7 separate regions of the Mus musculus genome follow, and all the other regions are linked to region 4. The links are chromatin loops, found by intact Hi-C in ENCODE. Cell type or tissue: left cerebral cortex. All regions are shown on one strand.

Evidence for each region. Peaks named below come from ENCODE experiments on the same cell type or tissue, not always from the same donor. Only the 100,000 strongest peaks of a DNase experiment are listed, where the experiment ranks them.
Region 1: it touches region 4 in a loop (2.4-fold over the local background); 6 of 42 quality-filtered maps call a loop at or near these places.
Region 2: a loop joins it to region 4, with 3 times the contacts of the local background. A loop is called at or near these places in 8 of 42 quality-filtered maps.
Region 3: it touches region 4 in a loop (2.1-fold over the local background); 4 of 42 quality-filtered maps call a loop at or near these places.
Region 5: it touches region 4 in a loop (6-fold over the local background); 17 of 42 quality-filtered maps call a loop at or near these places.
Region 6: a loop joins it to region 4, with 3 times the contacts of the local background. A loop is called at or near these places in 3 of 42 quality-filtered maps.
Region 7: a loop joins it to region 4, with 1.9 times the contacts of the local background. A loop is called at or near these places in 3 of 42 quality-filtered maps.

Annotation. Positions count from the first base shown.
Region 1 is chr17:67,138,929-67,142,928 of GRCm38, forward strand. The region is part of intron 2 of Ptprm (protein tyrosine phosphatase, receptor type, M); the gene reads right to left. Among named protein-coding and RNA genes, the nearest start is that of Mir5709, 110 kb to the left of the region's middle. In left cerebral cortex, a CTCF peak has its summit at 1,797 (motif pointing left); a DNase peak (open chromatin) is centred at 1,789.
Region 2 is chr17:66,678,690-66,682,689 of GRCm38, forward strand. All of the region lies in intron 29 of Ptprm (protein tyrosine phosphatase, receptor type, M), which reads right to left. Among named protein-coding and RNA genes, the nearest start is that of 1700016K05Rik, 34 kb to the right of the region's middle. In left cerebral cortex, a CTCF peak has its summit at 2,168 (motif pointing right); a DNase peak (open chromatin) is centred at 2,157.
Region 3 is chr17:67,456,433-67,460,432 of GRCm38, forward strand. No RefSeq gene overlaps it. Among named protein-coding and RNA genes, the nearest start is that of Gm36152, 100 kb to the left of the region's middle. In left cerebral cortex, no CTCF peak of the experiment used is centred here; DNase peaks (open chromatin) are centred at 2,498 and 2,707; H3K27ac peaks cover 469 bases.
Region 4 is chr17:67,352,766-67,356,765 of GRCm38, forward strand. Ptprm (protein tyrosine phosphatase, receptor type, M) reads right to left here and starts at 1,694. Exons shown (of 31, transcript NM_008984.2): 1 at 1,192-1,694. The coding sequence starts at 1,264. In left cerebral cortex, CTCF peaks have their summits at 848 and 1,807 (motif pointing right); DNase peaks (open chromatin) are centred at 848, 1,088, 1,373, 1,535 and 2 more places; H3K4me3 peaks cover 2,556 bases; H3K27ac peaks cover 1,919 bases.
Region 5 is chr17:67,471,234-67,475,233 of GRCm38, forward strand. No RefSeq gene overlaps it. Among named protein-coding and RNA genes, the nearest start is that of Gm36152, 110 kb to the left of the region's middle. In left cerebral cortex, a CTCF peak has its summit at 2,123; a DNase peak (open chromatin) is centred at 2,117.
Region 6 is chr17:66,576,475-66,580,474 of GRCm38, forward strand. All of the region lies in intron 2 of Themis3 (thymocyte selection associated family member 3), which reads right to left. Among named protein-coding and RNA genes, the nearest start is that of Themis3, 16 kb to the right of the region's middle. In left cerebral cortex, a CTCF peak has its summit at 1,736 (motif pointing right); DNase peaks (open chromatin) are centred at 748 and 1,728.
Region 7 is chr17:66,753,442-66,757,441 of GRCm38, forward strand. All of the region lies in intron 18 of Ptprm (protein tyrosine phosphatase, receptor type, M), which reads right to left. Among named protein-coding and RNA genes, the nearest start is that of 1700016K05Rik, 41 kb to the left of the region's middle. In left cerebral cortex, a CTCF peak has its summit at 2,098 (motif pointing left); DNase peaks (open chromatin) are centred at 1,872, 2,110, 3,331 and 3,930.

The DNA.
Region 1 (4,000 bases), 210 kb before region 4:
AAATGGCACGACAAACCCAGCATAATTCACCATCCCCTTAACAAGTACAAGGCAAAACACACGCAGACTTCAGAGTTCAGTCTACCAGGCTTCATCCTAATCAAATGGGAAGTGAACAAGATGGCCCCTTCAATTACTCTCATTTTTGTCCTTGGGGGAGTGTCTCCTGGCTGCAGCACATGCAGTACACTGCAGCAACATGGAATGTGAGAGGTCGAGTTTGCAAGAGGCAGCACATGCGCAGACAAAACACACAGAGAGAGGCACTTCCCGGAGGCCTGCGAGTCATTCCCAAAGCTTGGCTCTTTAAAAGGTGGGGCGTGCCTCTGAGTGTGGGGGCGTTGAGAACCTGACAATAACAAAACGTTTCTCAACACACAAATGAGATGAGTTGAAGATCAGACAGCATCGAATCCGAGGTACTGCGGAGAGCATTTTACCACGATCCTTCACTACAACCTTGGTTAGGATGCCTGCTTTGTGCAGGGCTTGCACACACCCCGTGAGGAGCCCAAGAGGACAGTGGTACAGATTCGGGGCTATCCACGTTTTTAATTGTAGTGTTTTGGCTACACAGACAAAACTATTTGCTTTATTTCTCTCTCTCTCTCTCTCTCTCTCTCTCTCTCTCTCTCTCTCTCTGTGTGTGTGTGTGTGTGTGTGTGTGTGTGTGTGCGCGCGCGTGTTGAACATATGTGGAGGTCAGGAGACAAGTACAGAAGTTGGTTCTCTTCTAGCTTCTCGAGGGTAACAGGGATTGAACTCTGGTCCTCATGACTAGCAACCAATGCTTTTTACCCCTGAGTAGTCTCACAGGTCCCATCACTCTGACAGGAATGCAATGGCTGAATTTCAGGGAAAAACAAAAAAGATTAAAAAAAAAAAACTTGTAATAATTTAATTTCCTACCATCATTCTTTATCATATAAATACCAAAATTAGTATATCTTGGAATTGTATTGCACTGTAATGTTGACCTTTTAAAATGGCTGTTTCTGTTGATGATTTGAGTTTCATAAAACATTATCGAATGAATTTTGAATTTATAACAATTTTCTAAATTGCCCTTAAACACATATCTGTCATTTGGTGCTAGGCATTTATGTGACACAGCGTTCTCGGCACCAGTGATTATAAAGTTAAAATATTCATCAACTCTGAAAACAATCAGTGAAGACATCTCTACATCTTACAGCTTCAAATTTTTAGCCAAGATTTAATTGTTAGGTAAAAGCAAATAACGTACTGATCAAATGTGTATACTAATTTTCTTTGGTATTAAATAAGTAGTAAAACTATTTGCATATAAGAAATTGTTTCCAAATAACTTTACAAATTATGATCACTATTTGATTTCTGTACCTATTTTGCATACATGTATAGCTGGTGTCCCACAAAAATTTTTCAGCTGCAAAGGGGTTACAGATAGAAAACTTTTTAGAAGCACAGCCTTAGAGTGGCGCTCAGGCCACTATGTGTAGATGTAGAAACTCATGCCAAAGGATGAGAAATTACCCCACACTACAGCAACCAGCAATGACACCCAGGCGCCAGATGCAAGCAAGACCTTTGTATCCACAAAGCACTGCAGGGGAATCAAAACTTAGTCATGGGAGATATGAGCTACTCTGCTGTTGATTTTACCTGATAAATCTTAAAGATAGCAAAAAGGAGATCCAACTGCTCTAAATAACATGTCATGAGAGAAGCTTAGGAAAGGTTATTGATAATAAATGAATGATAAACACCCATATTAAGTAGCTCACCAGGGGATCTGTCGCCCTCTTCTGGTCACCATGGGCACTGCACATATGTGGTGATTAGACAAGAAGGCACATACACATAAAATAATATTTTTAAAAACAAATATGATTTGTCATCAAACATAGGATAGAAGCAAGCAACAGATTGAGGATATTTAAAGAAAAACTGCTAAAATTGAATGTTATATACAGCCACTTTTTTTCTCAAAAGTAATTATGATTTCCTTTATTATCTAGATCATCTGGAGAGAAACTTTTAAGAATAAAATACTGACATATCGTAAAAGTTATAAAAGATGTATTAATAAAATGTATAATGGTGGTATATAAAGCTGGGTGGTACAGTAAAATCTCACTTCATGTTTTACAGCTTAAAGGTTTGTCTGACAGTTAAACCGATACAAGCGTACTGCAGCACCTCATCGGCGAAGTCAAGAGAAGAAATGAAATAGAATCATAAGTCTAACTGAAATAGAACTGTCTCCTAGCACGTGAGAGGGGGAGACAGGAGGACCAGGAGTTCAAAGTCACCCTTGGTTACTTAGCAAGTCAGACACCAGCTTGGGCTGCAGGAAAAGCTCTCTCCTAAAACCAAAACCAAACAAAATCTGCACAAAGCCAAGAACAGAAGGAAAAGGTCACAGTGGAAAGATGGAACAAAGATGTGGATTTGGGGGTATGAAATAGTGTCAAGAGATACTAACCGCATTTAGTGGCTCACTCGGCACGAGTAGGACGTTCCTGAATGGAACATACCTGACAATAGACAGTCAATGTGAACAAAGCTAAAACCAAGTTTGAGGAAAGACAAGCAGAATCACAATTATCACAGGGACTTCAACACTTCTTCATCAGTGACTGACAGGATAGACAGACAGACAGACAGACAAGACAGACAGACAGACAGACAGACAGACAGACAGAGAAGCAGTGCTGTCTGGACAGGCATGATTAACCAGCTCGGTGTTCTATACCCACTAACAGCACATCAGGGACTGCTATGATCTCTGTCAAACTAGAACTTACTCAGGATCCAAAATAAATCTGAATTAGCTCTAAAATTTCCAGGCAAATGAAAGGTCTGACTTCCAACCACAGTGGAGGTTTGATTCAAAAGTTAGGAAGTCAGGGATGACGAAAAGACAAAAATAAATAAAAGTTCATTCATTCATTAAAATTAAAAAAACAAAACAAAACAGAAACTAGAGTACTTCAAAGGGACCCAGAGATCCAAGAAGAAGAAATTAAACAGCTGAAGCCTGCAAGGACTGTGGGATACCAAGAGCACGAGCTTAGGTAGAAAGAGGCAGATACGTGAACTACAGCTCTAAGTCCCAGAATGCAGGGACCCTCAGACCTATTTCATCGGAGCCCTTGGCTCTGAGGAAGCTAATAAATCTCACAGAGCCTAACACGAAACCCAGAAGCATTTATCGCTCACTTGGCGCTTGACACTCTATTAGTCAGGGTTACTGAATTTTTCATTCAGACATGTCTGATCTTGCCCATTAAATTAGCATCTCTTCAGAGTAGACATGATGCACACCGGTGTCCTTCACACGCCACAGCCCTGCTCAGGGCACAAGGACAGCCATAGCCCTGTGTCTCAGAGTGTCTGTTTCTTACCATGACTTCACTATTGATTTCCCCTGAAATGTTAAATCCGTTCTGGAACTTTTATTTAAACAGTCCCCAGCCTGTGATGGTGTAATATGTTTGGACTTTACAATGGTGCCAAAGCAAATTTGGAGTTTGGGTGTTTCTCAGGCTAGTGATGTTTGGTACTATCTTATCTTACAATGCACAGAGGCAACTCCCTGAAGCTCCCATCAGACCCATGCACACAGAGGAAATGGCCACACTCCTGTGTCATGAGCTACTAAGCTGGGCTGCCACACAAAGAATGTAGCAAGTGTATCTTCAACGGGACTTACCAGGAGCAAGCATCTGCAATGCCTTCCAATGCTACTTCCAGAAACTCTGACCTGCTGCTTAGATAGGGGGCCTCTGGATCTGACTGCCCCAACCTCCCACAGCAGAAAGCTTACTCCTTATAACTCTGAAGCATGTCTATCATTCCACACCACAACCAATTTCCCTATGTTCATAGACAAAATCACAAGTTACCGGCTATCTTGTTAAGGATGGGGACAGCCACAGTAGCTGGAAGAAATGAGGACAGGTGTGAGGGACATTTAGAAAGAAGGAAGTATGGTGTCATCCACTTGGAGGATGGG
Region 2 (4,000 bases), 670 kb before region 4:
CTTGACCTTCTCCAGTCTTTGAAGGGGTCACCTGTCTATCACCTTTCCCTTGTCTTTCTTCATATGGCTACTTCTGAGGCGATCTGGCTGGCTGCTTTGTAGAATACATAATTTGGAATGTAGAAAGGCTTAGAAGAGACCTGTCCTGTGTCCTGGCCACAGTTTGAAAAGGTCCCTGCCAAGTCCCACCGTGCTTTGTCCTTCCCTCTGGGTTCATTTGATTATATATATATACATATATATATATATATATATATATATATATATATATATATATATATATATATATATATTTTTTTTTTTTTGTCACTGGAGATGAGGGATTGGACTTCATGAAGAGAGCCAGAGCAGGAGTCTTACAGCCTCTGTGGGGATCCATGCATTGATGTGTCTTGGCCCCAGGATGTTCATCTTACCCATAGGACGATGTTGGTAAGGATTTTCACCATCAAGTTATCATCCTTCTCTTAGTAGTTAATACGCATTTTGGGGTGAGAAACCTTGGGACTATGTAAATATACTGATTCTCCTCAATCACCCTTGATTTTCACACACAGGGGCAGGTCTTGTTTTCAGCCATTAATTACGACTGTCTTATTTGTCTAATGTTGGCTTTATATTTTCTTCCTGTGTTCAGCATTCTACCATAAGCAATAGCTCTCTCTCCTACCATTTGAAAATGTATTTGTTTTTATTATTTATACTGACCTTGACAGGTTGGTATAGTGATGAATAAAAGCTGGGAACTGTATTATGTGTGCTAAGATCTACCAGTCACTATTTTCATTGCCCCCCAAACAATCCTGCTCTAGCCATGAGGAGTCCATGTTCTTACCGCCTTCTTCTTTTTTTTTTGGATCACATCTGTATTTTCTAGAATGATCTTCTTGTACTCTCCATGCACTGGCTTCTTTTGTGAGAGGTAACTAGCCTTTCCCACATTCTTAAGCCTGGCACTGCTATCATTCTGAGGGAGTGGCGAGACACAGTATGGACATGGTGGCTGGAAGACAGCTTTGTGGAGTAGATCCTCTTTCCTCTCGCTTTTATGTGAGTTCTAGGCAGGCTTGTGCAGCAAACGCCTTGACCTGATGAGATATCTCATTGGCCTAACATGGCTGGTTGGATATCACTGAGTATATAACTCTCCAGTAGGTATTGGAGTTACGTTTTGCAAATGTGCATTCGCTGGCTCTATCGGATCCACACACAGTGTCTCCGTCAGCCCCCGAGTTCCTCCCTTCCTCACACTGCTGTACCCTGGTCAGTTCTACAGCATCTCTAGCCCTTGGGAACATTGTTTTGTGTTGTCAAATATTCAGCCGTTCTGATGGGCAAGCAGTGGTTTTAATGAGGATTTTTCCACTAAACCCCAAATGGTGTTGGTTACCTCTCTTTAGATGTTTTTGTTTTTGTTTCCCTCTCTCTCCAGTGCTGGGAATCAAACCCAGGACTTTGCGTATGCTAGACAAGGGTTCTACCATGAAGCTACACGCCACGCTTTCTCTTCCAACGTGTGATCCTTGTTAACCCTTTTGCTCATTAAACACTAAGGGGTTGGATGTTCTTGTTCTTACGGTTTGCAGATGTGTGGCTTGCAGCGCCCTCCTCCTGCTTTCTCTCCTTATCTATGCACACCTTGTAAATGAGGTCATCATTTCAGTGAAATTCAGTGCATCACCACATCTCCCCGGTGGCCAGTATTCTGTGCCCTCTCTCACTCTTACTCAGCCCTCGCTAACCTCCTGCTCTCGAGGAGTTCCTCCCACGTGTTCTCATGGAAGCTCTGCTCTCTGCTTTCAACAGCTGGGGATGGTACATCCAAAAGGAGTGAGGTGGATGTGTCCAGTGTCCCCGCTGCCCTGCAGTCACTTGCTGTTGGTCAGGCGACACAAGCGCATCTGCTTCTGCTTCTGAGTTTGCTCTTTGTACGGATTTTTCCATGGTCCTTGCTCATTGGCTTTTTACCTCCTGTTTCAACAGCTGCTCACGACCACGTCCACTCTTTCCACAGTTTCAGAATGAGGACATAGTTTTATTTTAAAAACAGTAAGACATTTATAAGAAGGAAGAGAATTCTCTGCATACACTCCCCTGAGTATCATCTGGCCTAGGGAACCACTCCACCTGCAAAGCTCTCATGCAGGTGTTCTCTGCCCTCACCAATAGGTGGCGCTGCAACATGCAGAATACCTCACAGAGGACTGCTAAACAGCTTACAAAGCTTATTATTATTATTGTTATTATTATTATTTTAACTTCCTGACCAATACTGGAAGATACCAGTTTAAACCTTCTTGTAAGCGAGGAAAAGAAAAGAAAGGGAGAGGAAAGGAAGAAGGGAAGGAAGGAAGGAAGCAAAGCAAAGCAAAGCAAAGCAGTTTCTCTCCAGGTCTGAGTATCACACCCAACATTATACCCAGAAAGCAAGGAGCAGCTGCACCGGGAATTATGGGAGCTTGAGGGTGTGGTGCCCCAACAGAAGATAAGAAGGGAAGTCAGGTAGGCAGGGGGGGAATAACAGACACCCCCCACTCTTTGTGAAAGCCAAATTGCCCGCTCTTAGAGACACCACACAGAACGGGTTGTGTCTGCTTAGCTTGAGGGTCACAGCCGGCTTTTGGAAGAACGTTGCCTGCAAGGCGCAGTGATGGAACAGGCCTTTGCATATTTCCTTCATGCCCCTCCCTCTTTCATCTATCCCCACTCGTGACCTATTCTTGAGGGTTCCAGAACTGAATTCTGTTAGAAAGCTAGTCCAGGCTCACAATAAGTTACACTTCCAGATATGATGTGGAAGGGCTATTTGAAAACCACTTTTAATAGTAAGATTATAAACAACTGTTCGGGGACTGCAGCCTGGCAGTAGAGCACTGGCCTAGCATGCCCAAAGCTCTGGATTCTATCTCCAGGACCATGAAACAAAACAAAAACAACCCCATGCAAACCAAAGTCTTACAGATCTAATGTCAGCTAACTGGATGTTAATTTCCCTGCTGGGATTTTTTTTTTTAAATAGCTTAGGTTCTTTATTTCTTTTTGTATGTTAGCTAGGAGTTCATGTGCACTGGGCTCCAGTGACCCAGGCTCCTTCCCGTCGTCCTTACTGAGTGATCTTGTCTGGGCGGGGCAGGCTGGAGCAGCAGTTGGATACAGGGGTTTTTCTCTCTGGTTTCCTTTCGGTTGTTTCCCTTCCGTCATTTCAGGAAGCCATCTTGGCTCGCAGAGCGCTTGATAGGCTCAACCTGCACATCCATTGGCAGGGCTCTTGCCTTAACTCACTCGCTTACAAAATGACGCCTACGACGTGCTGAGTGATATAGTAGACTCTTGTCCAGGGCAACGCTTACGGGGTGTTTCTGTGTGAGCAGTGCCCATTCCTCGGATGGTGACAATATCACCCTTCTTGTAGATTTGCATGTACCTGGCTTCCTTCCCCTACAAGTCCAACTCTGTATTTCCTAAGAGGCCTGGAGAACATAGTGTGTGTGCCTATTCGATGTTAGTACGTGTCATCATGGCAAGTTACTGGAAGATGGCTGCCTAGGCCGGGGAAGAAAGGCTGCTGCAATTCGATCCACTGAGTACGGTGAACGCTTCTTTTGAGTCTGACGAATAAGAAGGGGGATGGAATAGATTTCTGAAGCATCGAGTCCATGGATAGGAACGGAGAGGAGACAGCGGTGAGGGAGGGGTATAGTGCTCCTCACAAGACAGACGGGGAAGACTTAGGTGGGAGCTGGGATGTTCTGGAGACTCTTTCCAAGGGACTGAGGAGAATTCAGGGCTTCCACTGCCTGAGGTAAGGGCAGGGAGCAGGGGATAACCCGGCCTCTTACCCACTTGCCACATAAACTTAGGGTGGTCTGGTCTGCAGAAAAGCTCATTGCCCTTCAATCTGGGACTGATCTTCTCATATGGGTCTAAGGATTCTCCTCAGAAACACAGCGTATGCTCACACCCTTAACTGGCCCAGATGTCTGAGCACCTTCCCCGACTG
Region 3 (4,000 bases), 100 kb after region 4:
TTCTCCTTTCATTAGGAAAGCATTCTGTGCTCACATCTCAGGATGAGGAACCTAGGCCTGGCCCTTGCCAATTCTTCAAGGATACACTAAGGCTGAAGAGCAACACCCTAGACCTAGGAAAGCCAGATGCATGCAGAATGAATGCTCCAAAGTCATTTGTTGCATACAATTAAAGTTGCATAGATTTATTTTGTCATTACCGAGAATCATTATTAAAATGCAGGTACCCCAAATTTTAAGTCAGCGGTCGTCATGAGGCAGCTGCTTCCTGACAGATAATGTGTGACAATTTCATAACATACCTCAGAAAGCTCATTAGGCTGCACGCGTGGTGCCACTGAAGCTCCGAAGGGCTTCCTAGGGCTTGTGAGAATGTAATTAGGCAAACCACGGGCGTCCGCGAATCTGGTGTTTTTGTTCCAGATGGGTGTAACCTCAGGGTACCCCAGAGCTTTCCCAAGGACAGTTTCTCTCAGTGTCAGTGACTTGAATGCACACCTGAGATGGTCTTTTCGATTTCGCAAAAGGAAATGTTGCCAGGTGAGGAGATTAAAGAGCACACGGCTGCTCTAAGTTCACCACCAGTTACTGATGGAGAAGCCAGAATGTCTTACATCCTCCAGAATGGTCCTGATCACTGGCCTTTTCATAGTTTTTCTCAATATCATGTTGGCCTAAGAAGATTCACCTCTAGGAATGTCTTGAGGCCCCAAGCCTATAATACCACTGCGTGCCGGAAGAACTGGTCCTTGCCTCTCCACGTGGGGTAAACAAGGCTTCTTTCTGAGGGATGAGTGGGTCCACCGGTGTGTGAACCACAATCTCGTGACTTGAGTTGACAAAAGAAGGAGAGAGAGAATGTATCAGCATGCTTCCTCCTCCTTAATTCTGTGGGGAGAGGACTCCATTCAGGGGACTCTCTAGAATGAGCTGAGATGGGTCATTCATGGGCTCTAGAATCCAGCAGACTAAAATTAGACACATCGGCAGTGATAGGCTGTCTCCCTCTTTGATGACACTTGCCATGTTTCACCTTCTCTAAGCGGTCTCTAAGTAGGCCATCCTTAGTGGGTAGAATTAGTTTCCTAATGAGATTGTATGAGGATTAACCAGGATAAGGTGAGGTATTTTTGAGAAAGCATCCATTTGTGTGTTCCAGAACCAGACAAATCCTTATTGAAGGAGCAACAGGGAAAGGTTTCTTTCCCAGGGATACTTGAGAAGGGAGGCTTCTCAGGTTCTCAGAGAACCACACTGGGATCCCATTGCCCTTCCAGACTGTCTGGAGATTGCCCTGGCCAGGGCAGGGATGAGGAGTCCATATAGTATGAGTCCAGAGAAGTTAGATGGAGTGGCAGATGGGGGCTTTCTGGAGGACAGTGTGTCACCAGTACTCACAACCTTAACTTCCCTGACTGCAAATGCAAACACCAGTGATGCTCACCCTACAGAGTAGATGGATGTGTCGTAAGAATTTCAGAGACCATGGGTATTTAAAGTATTGAGAAGTCCAAAGATACTGGGTAGGAAGAACTCCAGACCAGTTCTCATCACCTGGTCAGGATGTCACTGCCACTGGTAAATAAATACCTTGGTTTTGGCATTACAATTGCAAGGGAGTTTGTGGCATTCTCCTAAGATGCTACCAACAATTTCCATGCCTTGGCTTCAGTATCTACCAAGAAAGATAGATACTGGCTGGTATCTTGCATGCACCAAGCATGAGATAGCCACATCTAGCCTGAGGTACACCTCAGGCCTATATTCTGCCACTTCTTCAGGGCTCATGTGACCATGGTGAAAAGAGTTTCTAAGGAAATCCAAGACTAAACAGACACGGAGGAGTGACCACAACCATGGGGGACTCTGCTCTCCCCTCAGCTCTGAGAGAAGTCTGAGCATCATAAAGATTCGAGGATAAAGGACTCACAGACTTGCTCCCAGAAGGGACCAGGAACCCATAGACTCTCCTATGGCAGCCAAAGGAAGTTAGTGTAAGATGGCACCAGAGAAGGACCAGGCACACCCAGCTGAGAAATTATGGGTTATGGGGACTTATTATAAGGGTTCTGTTGGAAACAGGGAAAGGTGTTTAAAATGTTTGGGAGTGTCTGAGACCCCACTGTGGTCAGGTGGGAAAGGTGCTCTAGGGCCTATGGACCTTGTCAGAGGGACAGATTGGCATTCAGGGTTTGCTGTGCTGAGGGAATGCAATGCCACCCCAGGGACCTCTCTCCAGGCTCCCTGCTGCTGAAGAAACTGCTGGGTGAATGGGGAAGGGTGACATCTAACTTCCTGCCTATCAGTCAGCAGGACTGAAAGGGCCTAATGGCGACTGTTTTCTGGTGTTGGGTAGAATGGGGATTGTGATGAGGGCTAAGTCACAGTGGAGAGTGTGAAATATGTGGTAAAAGAGACAGGAGCAGAAAATACATAGAAGGAGGCAACCCAGACTCGGAAAGACAGATGCCATATGTCCTCTCTCATATGTGGATCCTAACTTCGGATTTTTTAGATTGCTGCATTTAAATTGGAGTATCTGTAGAGGACAGGAAGAAAAAAAAAAGGCTAGGGGGAGGGGCTAAGGTGTAATAATTAAAGCACAGAGCATCTGAAAGTGGTGATGGTGTGTGTGTGGGTGGGGGGATACTAGGTTGAATCATTTAAATGAGCAGGGGAAAGTTGACCAAAAAAATAAAATAAAATGCAGGAGAGAGCCACATACACCTACTTCTTTTAAAATAGACCATAAAGGAGTCAGGCTGGAAGTGAGTTGGGAACCCTCTTTGTTGGCTAGTGTTCATGGTGACAGAATATGCTATGCAGGCTGCTCAGGAAGAAACCAGGAGATGAGAAATAAGGAAGAGAGAAAAGCTTTGGTCAGGACATCTCCTGCAAGCCGTGTCTTATACCAAGCCAGCTCATTAGCATTATGCCACCTTACGCTCAGTTTTCAGGGGTAAATGGGACAGGGTCAGCAGAAGCTTTCACAGGGTGGGCAGAAGTCAGCAGGATGCTGATCAAACAGTGCTGTGTAAAAGAAACACAGGATAGCAGGTAGTGATGAGGACGGAGCACTCGGCGGGCAACTCTGGAACTGAAAACTGCAGAGCTTGAAGAAAAGAAAGAGTTGGGTTCTAAGGATCTAAACTCAAAGTGACCCCAGACTATTGCTGGACTTACCAATCATATTCCTGGGTGTAGGCAAGAAACTACACTCCTTCTCCATACATCAGGGCCTGAGGGAAAACCTAGGATTGGCCAGGGTCCCAACACAATACCAGAGACTGGGTAAGGTATAAGGAAAAGAGGTTGATTTGGGCTCTGAGTTCTGGTACAAGATAAAGGGGCTATACCAGTTGGCGAAAGAGTTTCTAGACACTACATGTGGTTGCAAGGGATAGGGAATGCAGGAGATGTCTAGCCCAACTGACTTCTATGGATGATCCTTTTTAGGTCAGACATCATAAAAAGCATAACTGATATATCACTTACCCAGGCTTTGAGCCAGGAGGCCTCCATTGCCCTTGTTGGCAGATGGGGAATGAACTACACACACACACACACACACACACACACACACACACACACAAACACACACACACCACAACAAAATCTAATTCTTGGCTTTTAACTTAAAAATTAATATATGTAGAATGGAGGCAGGAAGTTCCTGGAAGAATTCCCCCTTGCCTTTTCTACTGGTAGGTGAAACACTGCTAAACAGAACCTGGACAGCTGGGAAAGAAACCAGAGAAGGGTCAGTGATACCCTGGTGGAGATCCAGGTAGACATGGGGGTTGGTTGGCAGTGACAAGACCTACAGTGTAGGCATTCTTGAAAGAGGGGTCTAGGGACCCCAATGTGGATAGCATTGGAGGGAGTGGCCAAGGTCCGAGTGCCTGCTGGACGCTCTGCATTTGAGGGTGTGAAACTCACACAGGGGCAGCTCTGATCTGATGCAGAGAACCTGGAACAATGCCAGAGTCATCTTTGCCCT
Region 4 (4,000 bases):
CTTCCACTGGCCAGAGGTCTATGTGGCTTTAATGTCTGTAAATGGTACTCCTTACTTTCATGAAAGTTCCTTTCACCAATATTCTTTTTTAAAACAAATTTATTCAGCCTTCCCGAAAACACATAAAACCCCATTTTGCAATTCTTGTTCAAGGTTAAATGCGGCCCTTTTTATTAAAAGAGAAAGGTAACACTCCACTGCCACCATTGTGTGTGGACATTCGTGAAACTAATAAACACGAGGCAGTGTGCGCGTGTTGTCAGCGTTTGCCAAGCATCCACGTGCGTCCTCCTGGGACAGAAGATACCAGAAGCCCTGCTACTCTGTGCCACCCACCTTCGGTTTTGCTCCTGACCCCTGACTCTGGTCCAGATCCCTCTGTCTACACCAAGAGCTCCTCAAGGCTCGCGAAGCCTGGGTGAGCACAGCCTCCGGTTGGCTTGATGCACACAGCCAGTACGTGCCCCCTCCTTTCAGCTAGGACCCCCGCGCAGCTGAGCTGGGTTAGCAAGTTGTCCGGACCCGGGCTGCACACCTTTAGGGAGGCCGAGGATGGAATCTGGGCGCTCAGCCACAGTGGCGAGGGCTTGGGGAGCAGCAGATTCCTCTAGGATCTCAGAAACCTCCCGCGGTGCAGAAAGGGAACGCTGGCACAGCGAAGCCGCGCCACAGAGGGGACCCGCTGAGGTCGCCCACCGCGCCGGGCAGGGGGCGGCAGGGATGTCAAGTTTGGGGTGGTCGCCAGCTACACCTCTAGGTTTGACGCTCGCCGCAAGCTCAGCTGAGCACTGGCAGTCCACCGCGGCTGCCTCCAGGGTCGAGAGGCCCGCTCAGCGCCTACTCCCGGCGGCTACAGCTGGGAACTTTAGGCAAAGTTTTCTGCCCTTCCTGCCCAGGCCGCCCAAGAACACTGAGCCCCCATGCACAAGTCCAGGCCCTGAGGGTACAGGGGCCGAGATGGAGGTCCCTGTTTCTGCGCCCGTGCTTGTCCTGCGGGCTCCTGCGTGTACTGTACGGGCTCCGTGGCTCCACAGCTGTTTTCCTCCGGCCATCCGCCAGCCCGGCTCACCCGCTACGCGATGCCGGGTCTTCCCTGCCCCTGCCCGGCCCTGAAGCTCGCCTCGGACTTCTCCCACCCGGGTGTCGCCTACGTCCCAGGCGCCCCGGGAACGGTAGTGGTGTCTCGCTTACCTGAAAATGTTTCTCCGGCCGCAGTTAGCAAAAGTCCAGCTAAAGTCACCAGGCAAGTCCCAAGTGTCCTCATGGTGCTGAGTACGCGCCGGGCCGCCTCGGGGCGGCGGCGGCCGGTAGCCTCGGGAAGCCAAGGGAGACCCGAGCCTAAGCTGCAGGCTGCCAGGGTAGACGCGACAGCAGCGAAACACCAGACCCCAAAGTGACAACAGTTGCACAAGTCCGAAGTCCCGCGGCTCCCGGGCGTGGGGACGGCGTCCTGGATCCTCCTGCCCTCCCGCTGGCCCCCGCTTAGAGTCTGGCGCCACGGGGAGAGAGAGCGGAGGGCGCGCCCGCGGAGCCCAAATCCTCGCTGGGATCCGGTGATGAGCCCGCCTAAGCGCTACCCCTAATCGGGACCGAGCCGCCCGCGGCGCCGTGGCCGTGGCCGTGGCTGTGATCGCGCGCTTGTAGCCCGCCGCCTCTCCCACAGCCCCAGCCACCTCCGGCAGTGGCGCGCCGATGGCCGAGCCCGCGCAGGCTGCGCGCGGGGCTCCTGCTCCGCGACTGACTGGCGATGCCCCGCAGGCCGGCTGGAAGGAGCCCACGTCACGGCCGGGCCGGAGCCGCCGCGGCCCGCTAGAGGGCGCGAGCGCCCGTGTCCCCGGCCCCGGGCCAGCTCGGCCTGCGCGGCGCCTGCGGGCTCTGTGGGGCGGCCACCAGCAAGATGCGGGCGGGACCCGGCGGGCAGGAGCAACCTCCCGGGGCGCCACCCTCGACCCTAGCTCGCCTCCGCAGCGCCTCGGGTTTCCCACGCTGGCCTCGGGGACAGGGACCGCGCCCCAGCCAGAAGTTTGTCCCGGGTCACGGACGGCGAGTAGTTGGAGCGCGCCAGGCACGGGGCGGTAGTGTCCCGGGCGGTGGCGGTGGCGGCTGGCTTGCGAGCGCCGACCAGGAAGAAGCCAGAGCCGCCAGCGCCCAGGGCCGCTTGATCTGCTGCTTTCAAGGGACACACAAGCCTCTGTGCCCGAGCCCCGCGCCTGAGAAGCAGGATGCGCTTCTGCCGCTCCACTGCGTGGTGTCGCCGCCAGTGCGGCCCGGAGCTAGGAAGACAGCAGTTGCATGGAACCATGGATTGGGCAGAACCGAGGATTTCTGCAGCTGGTGCAAATGGAGAGTGTCTTGAAACATTTTAATTTGCCGTTTGGGGTCTGAGACGACTATTTTATTAAGTGAACACAAACGCTATTAATGATTAAATTAAAACTCAAATTCAAGATTTTATTTCATTTTATTTTATTTTATTTTATTTTATTTTATTTTTAAAAGCCGTTCTTCATCTTGCTCAGAGTACAGCCATTAGGGCACCTGTAGGTTATTTACCAAGCTAACTGCGGGCCATGCTGGTTAAACTAAGATCCCAATTTGTGTTGTGATACATGCAAGTAGGTTAGTGCTCAACAAGAGCTCTTACATTGCTTTCCCTGGGGGACCTTTACACTGTCTTTGGCTGCTTAGTGGTGCTTTAAAGACCAAAGAAATAAGTGACTCTCCCACTCCTCTGGTTTAAGGCTCTCTGGTGGCCCCAGAACCGGCCAAAGATGACGTTTGCGATCATCTCCCAGGACATATGTGACCCAGTACTTTTATGTCTTCCAGACCAAACACAAGACCAGCTTGTTTTCAGGCAGGAGTCCTCATGAGGCCTTCCATTCATAAATCTCAGTGTTAACCATTCACTTGCCACTATCCTATGCCGCCACTAGCCTTTATCTGAAAACGAGCCTGCTGGGCTTCTCCTGAACTTGGAAGGGAATTTTTGAAGTCTCATACTTAATTCAAAAGGATCAACAAGTGACAGAGGTTTAATCCGCCACTTGATTTTCTTGATGAAATTATACCTTATAAGATAATTGAGATTTGCTTTTTAAAAGCGAACGGTGACAGACACACCCCCCACCCCATTTTGATGCTTGTGGGTGCATCCGTAAAAAAGGTAAAAACCAACTGCGCTCTCATTGCTTTCCCGTAACATCTTTATGTTGGATGAAGAGATTGATATCATGTAAAACTCCATTCCTCACATGCGTCAATTCTTAATTATGTGTCAATTCTTTCTTTAATTAATAATTAATATTTTTTTTTACATTCCAATTGCTGCCCTCCCCCTCCCCAACAATACAATTACTGCAAACCACAGAGGAGGCATTGTGCTAACTGCTGAAGGCTGTTTTGGGCTGGTGGCTCCTTGAGAAACAGACCCTGGGCTAGGGTGACTTTGACTTGAGGTGATTCCCAAGAAGGAGAGAAAAGAGACTAGGGACAGAATGAGGACAGTGTCTGGTGTACTTGAGAACAGGATGTCAACTCAGCCCCCCTGGATTTAGGTATCTAACTGCTGTCACCACAGTCTACCCTAGTTCTCCACAGAAAGCATTTCTTCCCTCAGGACTTAAAACCTCCTGGGGGCTCTGTGAGTTTCAGCTGTCCCTCTGTTCTTACAGGTGACAGTTCTGAGCTAACTGCACTATTTCCAGTCCATGCTTTAAAGAATGACGGGGGTTTGGTTGTGGCACCCTCTGATTCCTGGGAGCCCTGTTTATTTACTGCCTCAAAGCCACCTTTGGTCTAAATAAAAAGAAAGCAGGGCCTTCCCATGGGGTTGTCCCTGCAGGAGCCTTCCCAGGGAACTTGTCTTTGACTTGTGTTTTCATCTGTAGAGAATTCTCTGTTCAGTCTAACCACTCTCCGGTCACTCCTGCCTCTCTGGGGACAAAGGTGACATTTGCAGAATGGTTGGCCAGAGTGAGGAGTGCTGTCAGGCCAGTTT
Region 5 (4,000 bases), 120 kb after region 4:
CTAACACTTCCTTTTGAAAAACAGTGTTTTCCAGCAAGAAGCAGGCATTAATGTTGTTTACTTTTTATGCATTTGCCTCTTAATTCTCAAAGTAAGACAGTGACAGAGTCATTAAAATAAAGGTTTAAAAGGAGCCAGCAACGACAATTGAACTAATGCTCTCAGTAGCCCAACCCAGGTTAATGGATCTCTTCTCTGTACGCGCTGTTGAAAGCCATGAAACATCTCATTTATAAATCTCATGTTTTTTTTTTTTTTTTTTTTTTTTCATTATGAGCTTAGCTCAGCTTGTAACAACTCTGCTCACTGGTATTTTCAAGATCCTCACTGCTGGTCATGGGGCTGAGAATGGAAGAGAATTTCAGGGTACATGCCCACCCCCTCACTGTCCACGAAGTGGAAGAGAAGAAGAGTGGACCTTGAACAGAAGGGACAGTGTATCTGGAAACACAGTCATGGTCCAGGGTCCTCTCATCCTGAACTCCTCAGCACAGTGTGTGCACACAGGTGCCAGGCTCCTCTGCATCAATCCATTGTCAGGCTGCCATTTTTGTACAGTGTGTCTAAGAAGTGGGTCTCTCTTCCCCATAGATCTTTGTCCTCAAATGCTCAGACTCCCCACTTGCCTTCGGCCCTGCCTGTTCCTAACTGGCGTGCTGCATATGCAAAAGACGTTCCTGGGAAGATGCTAGGCTCCTCCCTAACCTCGTGTGGGGAAGGTAGTACCTGTGAATGATACAGGGCTGGGTCCATCAACACAGCTCTCAACTCCTCATGAGAACAGGAAGAAAACACTTTGGACTTATGAGGAAACCTGTGGGGGAGCAAATAGCATGGCATCTGCAAGGTAGATAGAGAGCTGACAGAGATGGTCAGGGTGCTGTGTGTGTCAGAATGTATGCTGCTGCTCACTTCAAATACATCAAGGGGGGTGGGGTGGTGGTGGTTTTGTCTGTTTTTCTCTTGTAGTCTGGGGGTGGAAGCCAAGGCCTTGTACACGCTAAACAAGCTCTCCATCACTAAACCATCCCCCATGCTCCTTTTACTTTCAATTTCAAGGTCACACTGAGCTGTCCAAGCTGACCTTGAACTCACTCTCAAGCCCATGCAGGGCTTTACCAAACTCAGTCCTCCTGCCTCAGCCTCTAAAAGACCTTGGCATCCAGGCCTGGCTATGAATGATTCTTAATAAAGACGTGCTTTTAACCATCAGTGCTGGGGGGCGGGACTGGGAGGTACAGCTCAGCGGTAGAACCTGGGCTTCCAGAGCAGGGCGCACACAAACAGAAAATCCCCTTCTTAAAATAAAACGGTGCAGGGAAACTGGCTATGACGGGAATCAGATGATAACCACCTCTAAATGAGTGGATCTCTTGTTTGCCAGTAGAATAGTTAGCTCCTAATAGTGTTTTGTGCAGTTTTAAAAGAATCCTCATAAGGCAGTTTTAAGAGTACAAAGCCACCTACCTACATGAGAGGCAAAAAGGATTTGAGTAACAGCACATTTTATAAGACTGTAAGGGAAGTGAAGAGTCTACCCTTCTCTCAGGAAAGGACTGGAAACCCATCTTCTACGTGTAAGACAAAAGTGGAGGGTCTCTTACCTGTGTGCTGACTGGAGGCTCTATCCCAGCTTCCAGAAAAAAAAAAGAATTACATCTTTAAAAGCTGACTATTTTCTTTTACCTACTTATTTCCTATCAACTTGATATCTAAAAACATCTAAGGTGTGCAATGGTCTCTTTTTCAAACTGTAGCATTGACCAACTATCATAAGCCCACAAATTAATGTCTGTCTTTAAGTCTGTGTCCCTGAGTTTCCAGGGATGTGTCCCACCCCAGGGCTCCGTTTTCAGTTTTCACGGATGCCTAAAGCATTTGAGCCTGACACTGCCTGCTGGCCTAAAGGTCAGGCTGGATGTAGAAAGCACAGCTGAGGGGGCTGTGCCTGTGTGGATAGCACTTCTCTGCTGCTAGACTGCAAAGTGGAAGAACCTGTAGACTAATTCTCCACAGATTCAATTAATGGATGGAATTTCACACAGCAAACAGAAAGACCTGTTATTCCCTCTGCAAACTCAGTGGAGTCTTGAAATAACAGAGTGCGGCGCCCTCTGGGGAAGGCACTGTGCATAGCAGGAGCAGCCCCATTGTGACAAGAAGCAGCTGGAAGCTCCTAGAAAGGTCTCTGACCTGACTCCTACCTAGTAAACAGAGCTGTCATCTCACAAGCCCTACTGACCTCAGCCCCTCCCTCTTGAGATGTGCAGCTTCACAATCTTTTTTCTTTTTCTCTTCACTCTTTTCTCTTCCTCTCCCTTGGAAGTTCTCTTGTTTGTAAGTGTGGCCCCGGGAGAATGAAGGATGCAAGTAATTTAATGACCAGAAATTAGGAAAACACTTTGGAGTTCCTTTCTTAAGTCTTTTCCCCCAGGGTTTTCATTGATTCTTGGTGTAAACGGCCTATCTCCCCCACCCCCTTTCGACCTGTTGTAATTTCATAAAATAAATATATGTTTTATGCTTTTTTTTTCCCTCTATGAGTCTGTATTTCATCCATGTGTACAATGAAGGAAAATCATCAGGAGCCTGTTTGATGGTGGACTGGAGACCAGAGGGCAACCAGGTGACCGGATCAATGCACCATGACACACTTTACAACCCAACATGCCTTTTTTTTTTTCTACTGGAAGCTAAGAGGGACAGGGTGCTGCTGAGACAGGTACGTGGCTGCTGAAAGCAGACTGCATGGGTGTTAATTCAATGCCCCCCACTTCCTGGGGGCAGCCTTGGACGAGGCTTTGCTTGTGGAGGACAGTGCAATGTCTATGGTGCACAGCTAAAACACTGCCCAGCGGCTGGAAGCGCATCAGAAACCAATGATGACGTGTGAGCAGCTCTAACCGGAAAACGGCTGGGTTGGCATTTTCAGAACGTTGCTTCCGCTTTCTGTTCTCTATATATTATGGCGCTGGTGCAGCACCCAAGGGCCTGGGGTAGCTAAGGGAAGCAGTCTCCACGTATACTCTCAGCCCTTACATCATAACATCTGGGAACATTTTCCATTTTGTGACTCTACTAGCTAGAAGCAAGGTTTATGATTTTATTACAGGAATCTGCATATCGCAGCATGGATAAACACAAAAAGAAATCTGTGTCATCTGAAGAAGCCATGAGCCTGAGGGAGCAACACAGATTTGCGGTGTCAGAAATGGTTGTGGAAACAAACAAACAAACAAACAAACAAACAAAAATATCACAGCCACCTTTGCAGCCTGACCTGGAACTAGAAGTATCTGAAAGTTTAAATTAATTAAGTCAATTAAAGTGATCTAATTTGTTAAATTTAAATAATTTAATGGTTGGTTAATAAGTTTTAATTAATCACTTTAATTTGAAATAAGTCAGGAATAAAAACATCAAACAACTAATGTTTTTGATAGTAAAATGATGTGGTTTTTATCCTGTCGTCTGGAACAAACCAGAATTTCGATCAGGTGGCTTGGTCTAAGGATTGCCTATTAACTGACAACTCCTTACTCTTCGAGGAATCTCAGCTGAAAATGAAATAGAGTTAGAAGCAGACACTGAAATCTAGAAGAGTAGGGATGGCGCTGGCCTAGGGGAGCATCAGTGGTTTAAGCCTAAGGAGAGGATACACTTAGTGTGTGGTGAAAGGCTGCTTGAGTAGGCGGGTCTTGGAGAGCAAGGCTTGTGATTGGCACAGGGTAGAGGAGAGTCCCACCTACCTGCCCCACCTACCCAGCGACAAATAGGATGAAACTAAAGGCGGACTCCTGCACATGAGAGAGCATGTGTAGGAAGCATATGTGTGTATGGATCAGGCGCCTGTGTGTGGCCCAGTGCTTATGCACAAGGCTGGAAGAGGAAGAAGGGTGTCCTATATCAGTCTCTGCCTTGTTTTTTTGAGGCAGAGTCTCTTACTGAACCAGAGCCTGCATTTTCTAGTGGGGCTGGCAGCCAGCAAGCCCCAGGGAGC
Region 6 (4,000 bases), 780 kb before region 4:
CCCTCAGTAACGTTCCACTAAGCTCCACTGCCCAGGAGTGCTAAGGGCTGTGGCCCAAACCTTTAGGAAGCCTTTATGGAACAGTCTAGATCCAAATGACAGAAATGATTAATAACAACAACAAACAATTATGACAGTTTACCACAAGAAAAGTTACATGGATACTGTGTCTCTCTCAATGTTACTTTTCATTTAAAAGAAAGACTTTGTAGCTTTCCATTGGCTCATTAAAGCTACTCTTGTGCTTTGAGACCATTCGGGAAATAAGGCCAGCTAAAACTCAGCACCGTGAGATTATGACATTTTATCTGATAACTCAGATTTAAAAATTATAAAATCATGCATATAAAAATTTAAATTAATTATATATGACATATATGATATATAATATTTATCATCATAAATTATATATAATTAATTTATTATTTATTTTAAATTTTATTTACTAATTTTATATATTTATAATTTATTATTTATTTATGATTAATTTATTCCGTGATATATGTATATATTCCATTATTTAGATATATACATATATATGCATATGATGGAATAAATTAATTGGCTCAAAGTGGTTTCCATGTAACTGAAGAAACAAAATCTAGGAGGGAGGTGGTGGTGGTGGTAGGGAGAACTAATCTACAGAAGAAACAAACCAAACCAAAACACCCCACTAAAAACAAAGCCAAGCAAATGAACAAACACCTGGAACCAGCCTGCAAACTCCCACCAGGGATAGGAGTGATTCATCCTTTTTTGGCACCTGTTCCATTCCAACTTTATGCAATGAAAGCATGTTGCTTGTGAATAGAAAGTACAATTAGCACTTACAAGGGAAATGAGAGTGGCATAGGTTTATGCCGCTGAAGTAAAGTCACTGACATAGACCTCTTCAGGGACAGCCCGGCTCCCTAACCCATCTCTAACAAGGGTGGCTGATTTTCTTTCCAGGCACTTATATCAAATGCAGAATTTTTATCAAGTTAAACAGAAGTCCCAAGTCTACCCGCGGAGTCATTGTGCATCTCAAATTGTTATCTGTTGTCTCTTCCAGAGAATAGGAAGCTGCAAGCTCATTCAGCGTTTCTAGAAGTTACCATGCCACTCCTTTGAAAGTGGATCAATAAAGCTTTCTATTAGATTTTTCTCCCAGGTACACAGCAGTCATAATTAACAACCTCAGCTGTCATTCAAGCTGGAGCTCATCAAATCTAAAGACCACAGAGTGTGTCCTCTGACAGCGCCGTGTATGTCTTCCTGAAAACAAGATAATGCCAGGCCAGCGGGAGGCCTATAAATATTGCATTCAAGAGCACCGACATTGACCTACAGTGTCTGACAGAAACATAAAGAATGGATGGCACTGACACACTCTTCTGCGATTTCTATTCCCAAAGGTAGCAGCATCAGGCCCTGAAAGGCCTTATACCTATCACGAATCTTCTCTTACCACACAGAAAAGGCTAGAACGCTTTTTCCCCTAGCCTAGTTGATAAATTGGTTCTGTAGAACCCACACAGATGAACGTGGCTTTCCTTAAGTCAGAGAGATTTCCCAGAGTTGAAGATTCTTGTTACTTCTTAAACCCACCCTCTCCTCTCCAGCTGCACAAGAGCCCTAGACACACTTATACAGCACCAGGAGGAGACATGGCTTTCAAAGACTCACATAGGAGGATTCCGAAGGCACACAGACTGAGAAATGCCCAGGGCAGTCGCTTCCCTAATACTGCACAGGATCACAAGATGGCGCTGTCACCACAGCAAAGATGCTTAGATCCATTTCCCTGCTGCGGAATTCCTGGCGGGAGACTCACCTAGGCCCAGGTAGGAATGATGCCCTGTCCTGGTTCCATGTTTGGGGATGTTTGTATAATTAAAGTGTGTGCTTTCAGTTTGTGACTCGGCCACTCTAAAGTGTTAACAAACAGTACGCCCACACCACAGGAAAGCCCACCTGTCAACATAGTTTTCATACCGTCGCTCTGGGCGGCATAAAATTCTTTCCTCCGTAAAGAATACATAAATGGGGAAAATAAACTGTACTTAAAACTTTGGAGCATTTTTTTGTTCCATAAATTCTAATCATATCCTAATCATAATTTTCAAAGTAGTATTTTTATTTTTACTACTCACAGTTCCTTCCATCCAATTCACCTGCAAGGTCCTTATTCACCACCTCAGTTGGGCTGCTCGGTTTTCTTTGGTCAACTTGATACAAGCTAGCTTCATCAGGAAGAAGAGACCTCAATTGAAGGGATACCTCCATCAGCTTGGCCTGTGGGCAAGTTTGTGGGGTATATTCTTCACTGATGACTGATATGGGAGGGCCCAGCTCCTGGTGGGCGGGACCATCCCTGGGCTGGTGGTCCTGGTGCTATAAGAAGGGAGCAAGCCACTAAGTAGGACTCCTGCATGGCCTCTGCTTCAGCTCCAATTCCCCTCAGTGACAAACTCCAATTGTAAGCTGACATAAATCATTTCTTTCCCAAGCTGCTTTTGGTAATGGTGTTCATCACAGCAATAGGAACCCTAACCAAGGCACAAGGACAGAGCTCAAGCAGGGCGAGTGGTGAGTTTCCTGACAGCTCATAACAGCACAGTAGTCACGTAAGACAGATTATTTGCTGGGCTGTTACCCCCAAAGGTACCTTTCACCCCCCTCAGACAAAGAGGTCTGGCACACATTCACTAAGTCCTGGAGCAGGAGAACCCTAGTAGGCAAGTTACTGTGCCACTCCTTTTTAAGTGTATCAATAAAAGCTTTTTGTTCCGATTTTGTCTAAGGTACCTGGCAGACAGGGGCGGGGAGGCTCCCAGGAGCTTCCAGCTGGGAAGCGCAGCAGGTGCTCAACCCACGACTCCAGGTGCAAGGCCCACACCCACCTTCATCCCCATCTGCCCAGCACCTGTTCTGGGAGCCCCTTGCTGTCCCTCGAAGGGACTATACTTCACAGATTCCAGCTGGAGGACAGTGACATGGCTGAGAACCTCTCACAGGGGAGTAGAGTGTACCAAAGTGAGTGAACAGGACAAGATGTGGTGGTAAGAGTCACACTGTCACCAGTCTCCAGCGAGGTCCTGAGGGATCACATGACAACCTGTCCTATAGCAGCAGAGACTGGTGGAAAGGCTCGTGTGAAGGTATAGAGATGGACAAGGGCACAAACGGACTCCCAGGCATGGCTCCTTATGTGACTGTTGTGTTGTATCAAGTTGTCTAGAAAAGCACCCCTCTCTCCCCTCTCCCTCTGACTTTGTGCCTTGGTTAGTGTTTCTATTGCTGTGGTAAACACCGTGACCAAAACACAACCAGCTCTGTGGTGCACAGGCGGAGGCAGAAGCTGGGCTCTACAGTGTTCAACCTTACCTAACTGCTCTGCAGACAACATCCTGTTTGTTACTGATGAAAGATGCCGAGGTTCGTAGTGATTGTCTGCTTTTGTCCAGCATCACACAGGACAGGAAGTTAAAAGGTTGGAAAAGGAGGAAGGCCTGGGGAGACTAGCAACAGCCGGAAACGGAGGACAGAGCTCCAGGTTCCAGCAAACTTGACGTTATGCTGCACCTGAGCAGCCTGCCCATTGAGCCCCGTGACCTCCATTGTGCCTCAGACCCACAGCAAGGTCTTGGTGGGGTAACTGGGACTCACAGATGTTAACTCCAAGGGCTTTGCTGCCGAGGAGCTGGGGTGTGGCTCCCTCATTAGGCTGTAGGCCACCCTCTGCTCTGTGCGCCCCTCTCTCTGTGGCCCTTGCTTCTTTCTGGAACCTTCTGTCTGCGGCACACTCAGGGCTTCGCCCGTTTCCTCCACAACTCACTCTACCTGCTGGGTACCAGTTGTGAGAGTTAAGAGTGACTACCAGATTTGCAGGATCTAGAATCACGGAAGAGACAAGCCTCTGGGCATGTCTATGATGGAGATTCTCGGCTGGGTTAACTGAGGTGGGGAGCCCAACCCTAAATGTGGGCTGGAGTCCCAGACGGAAGGTAAAGGAAAC
Region 7 (4,000 bases), 600 kb before region 4:
ACAAAATTAACACACTCAACTACTTTGCCAAATTCAATCTGCATGAAGACTTATTATTCCCCTAAAACTTTAACTAGAGGAGATGTGACAAATGCTTCAAAATGTCCCCAAACTGCACTCACTAGCTTCTCATAGAACTGTCAACCTCAAGGCCATTCCTGATCTCTTCTTCAAATAGCTCCCATACGAACAAACAGCCTTTCCACCCACCAGCTCCCTGTCCATCTGTATGTCTGATCCATCCTTTATCTGCCCGTCCCACATCCTACCCAGACTTTGGGCTGCTCAGCTTCTTTCCTTGGATTCACCTTCTCTCAATTGGTGTTTTGGGATAAGAAACTGGCACACGGAGACCTGGTTATAACAACTACCATTCACTGTGGAATAGTTACCATCGGCCTGTGCTTTCCACATGTATGTATACATGCACTGAAGTGAGTAGGGTGGAGGTGAAGCAGGTCTATGGGTGGATCCAGGAAGGGGGGAGGGGAAGAAAAGATGCTGAACAAGGTGCCAAGTTATAGTTGACAGGGGGAGTCCATATTCATGTTCTATAGCATGATGGTGACGATTATTATTCACAACAATTATTATATACTTGTCAGGAACTTGAAGAGATGGATTCAGAGTTCCTTGATAAACATATAAGGATGGAAAAAGGCTAATCACTTATATAATGTGCATATGAACTGGATAGCCATACTGTACTGTCATCAATACATAGAATTATTATGTATCAATGGAAAGAAAAAAGTCCTCAGAAAGCCATTGAGGAATTAAGAAAAAAATACAAAAGGATCAAATCAGGTCTTTATGCCCTAAGTCCTCTAAACATGGTATTTAAACCTTTTTGTCAAATGACATTATTTAAAAATACTGCTAAGTAGCTACATAGGCTCTCCCACTTCCTGTTACAAGGAGTGACACTGGGAATGGCTTTACAGCTTTAATTCACGCATGGTCAAGTATTCCCATGGCGGCAGAACAGGAGCCTGCAATTGACAAGCTTTCATCTCTAACCAATTCTCTCTCTCAGTTAATTATTGATGACACAGTTAGGTATTGAATTGGAATCACAGCGACCAGAAGCGACATCTGGCCTCTGAGAGGTGACGCAACATTAATTTAATGCCCTAGCTGTTTTCTGCAAAGAAAGGTGTCGCTCCTTCTGTAGTTACCTTTGGCCAAGGACTCTGCTGCACCTGTAGCAAGGTACAGACTGGGAAAGGGTCCCAGTGAGCACTACCAGGAGGGGTGCTTCGCATACTCCCCCTGCTGTCTGCCTCCACTTGCTTCCCCCAGACACACGGGCTCTGAGGAGGACCCCGGTCTGACCTCAGGGAGCTTTGCATGAAGACCCCATCCTGCTGTCAGTAGATTGCTGCCTTGCCTTGTTTGTGGCTTCTCCATTTACCTCCTCAGCCAGTCTTACTCGGTACTGCTCAGAACCAGCAGGGACCCCTGACTCTAGGTCTTCTCGACTTTCTGGTTTTATCCCACAGTTTCCTGGATGTGCTGTTCTGATCCACATCAGCTGTCCGTCCACTTGAATGTAATGCTAAAGGGCCCTGCACTTCAGCTCCTCCCTATCTCTTCTCTCCCACTGCCTCCGAGAGGATGCCAGCTGCAAATAGGCTTTATAGACCTGTTGGTGCTCAATTAGCAGAGAGAGAAGAATTTTGCTCCACTATAAAAATCCTGGGAAAATGACCTTTGACCTGGGCCATCAAAACTGGGTTTCTGGTTAAAGTAATGGGGATGGAGGGGAGGGGAGATGAAGCCAAGCAGCCCAAGCCCAGATACTGATGCATTGGGGAAGCAGGCTTGCTCCAGCAGAGGGCAGACTCAGAAAGGACTTTTTTCCCCTTCTTAGCAAGGATGTGCGTGCTGCCAGCATCAATCTGCATCAAGTCAGTTTTTATGGAACTAGGTTTCCCATCAGGACTCCAGCATCACCCAGCTTCTGTGTGCATGGCCCACTCTTACAGCCTCCCCCTCCCCTGTGTGGGTCCCAGGGTCTCCATGTGCCCCTCCAGACTCTCGCTTTGCTTCCAGCCTTCCCATCTGACCTGTGTATCTGCCAAATGACCCACTAATTCATTTCTGGTACTTAGGCCCCCTTGTGGCCATTCTCAGAGCAGTTCTTTTAACCGTCCACTCACAGCTCAATTGAATGCTCTGAAATGTCCCCAAGCTGCACTCACTAGCTTCCCATGTCACTGCCAACCTCAGGACACATCTGATCTCTTCTTCAGACGTGTTCTCATTTGACTACATAGTCCACCTGTCCATTAAGGGACATTAAGGGACCATCTAACTGCACATGATTCAGCTGAAGCTTGACCTGTGGGGACCGGCTTATTTGGAGGTATGGGAGGGCCTCCACATTCTATCTAGAGGTTTAGTTGTTAAGTTACTTTCCTTCAATCTACAACATACATTTTCTCATGAGGGCTACTTAAGATCTGTTAACTGGGTGATTTTTTTTTTTTTTGATAGATTTTCTGTTTCACAGCTTGATTAGAAAAATTTCCAATGCCTGTTTGATTAAGAACAAATTCTCATTTAGTAAAATTCCCTTGCTTGCACGATAAAGAGTAAATGCCTTTATGTGCTCTAGAACAGGGTTTGGACCCCCCACTCACCCATATCGTTTAACCCTCACTTTCCCATTCCAACCACCAACTTTTCCTCAGTTCCTCATACTCATTGTGGCAGTATAATAGGGTTGTTACCGATCTATCCTGTAATGTTCTGTGCTACATCTTCAGAGAGGCCTTCCCCCACATCTCCAAATAAGTCGGTCTCCACAGTTCAAGTTTCAACTGAATCATGTACCATTGGATATGCCCTTAAAGTATATCCCGCTCCCCTGGGTAATCAGATAAAATCATTTAATTTCTTCCACGGCTCCCCCAACTCCTGCCCTGCGACTGTTGGGTTCGAAAGAGTAGAGAGCCTGTCAGGTTTGTCGCTGTAGCCAGCCCAGTGTCTCATGCCTGAAATTTCCCTCCCACCTCTCTGCTCTGGCCACACTGGCCTCCTGCTCTCACCTGGCATTCACTGCCCACAGTGGATACTTCATCCTTTGCTTCAGGTTCTGGCCTGCATCGTGCCCTCCCAGAAGGACCTCCTGGATCACATTCTGAAACCTGAAGCTCTTGGCCGGCGCTATCGTCCTCTTTGCTGTTTTCTGGCTCTAGCATCTCTCTGTAGTGAGCACTCTACACCATGATATCTCTCTGCAGAGAGCGTGCTACACCATGCTCTCAGTGGCTGCTCAGTCTGCTCCGCAGCTCTAGCACCAACCTCTCTGCTTCCCTGTTTGCTCTGTGACATTTACGACAGCATCGCCTTTCTAGGAAGCATTTGGTAAACGTATGTGGAAGGAGGGATTCCAGCCTGGCTCAGGACCAGGCATGTGGTGGTTAAATATGTATTTCTTGAATAAATGGCAAAAACAGAGAGAGAGAGAGAGAGAGAGAGAGAGAGACAGAGACAGAGACAGAGAGACAGAGAGAGACACACACAGAGAGAGAGAGAGACAGAGAGAGAGACAGTGAGTTAGTTTGCCTGGGAAGTGCCTATGTAGTCTGGCTTGTTCTCTCCACTGTCAGTGTCCCATAATGGGGAGCAGCTGCAGAGGGGCTGCCTCGTTAGCTGGGAGATTTGGTGTTTATCTTTGCTTGGAGTTAATTATAACTGGGAATCGCTGAGAGGATTAGAGGGGCTGAGTCTGTGTGTGGCGGTGGTGGTAATGGCGGACAGAATGCTAGCTTCGATTTGGAAAGGGCTGGCTCAGCAAATTTATAGTGTAAATAAAGGAAAAGTTTAACTTACTTAAGAGCAAAGCCCATAAACAGTTTTGAAGCGCCGTTAACACCATTTTATATGCAAACACTGTTGCGAAACAATGAGCGGGATCATTACCGGCTCTTTTTTATGCTCTTTGGAAAGCACTGCTGAGAATCTCTGTGGTGTGTACACAGACTCCCACAAT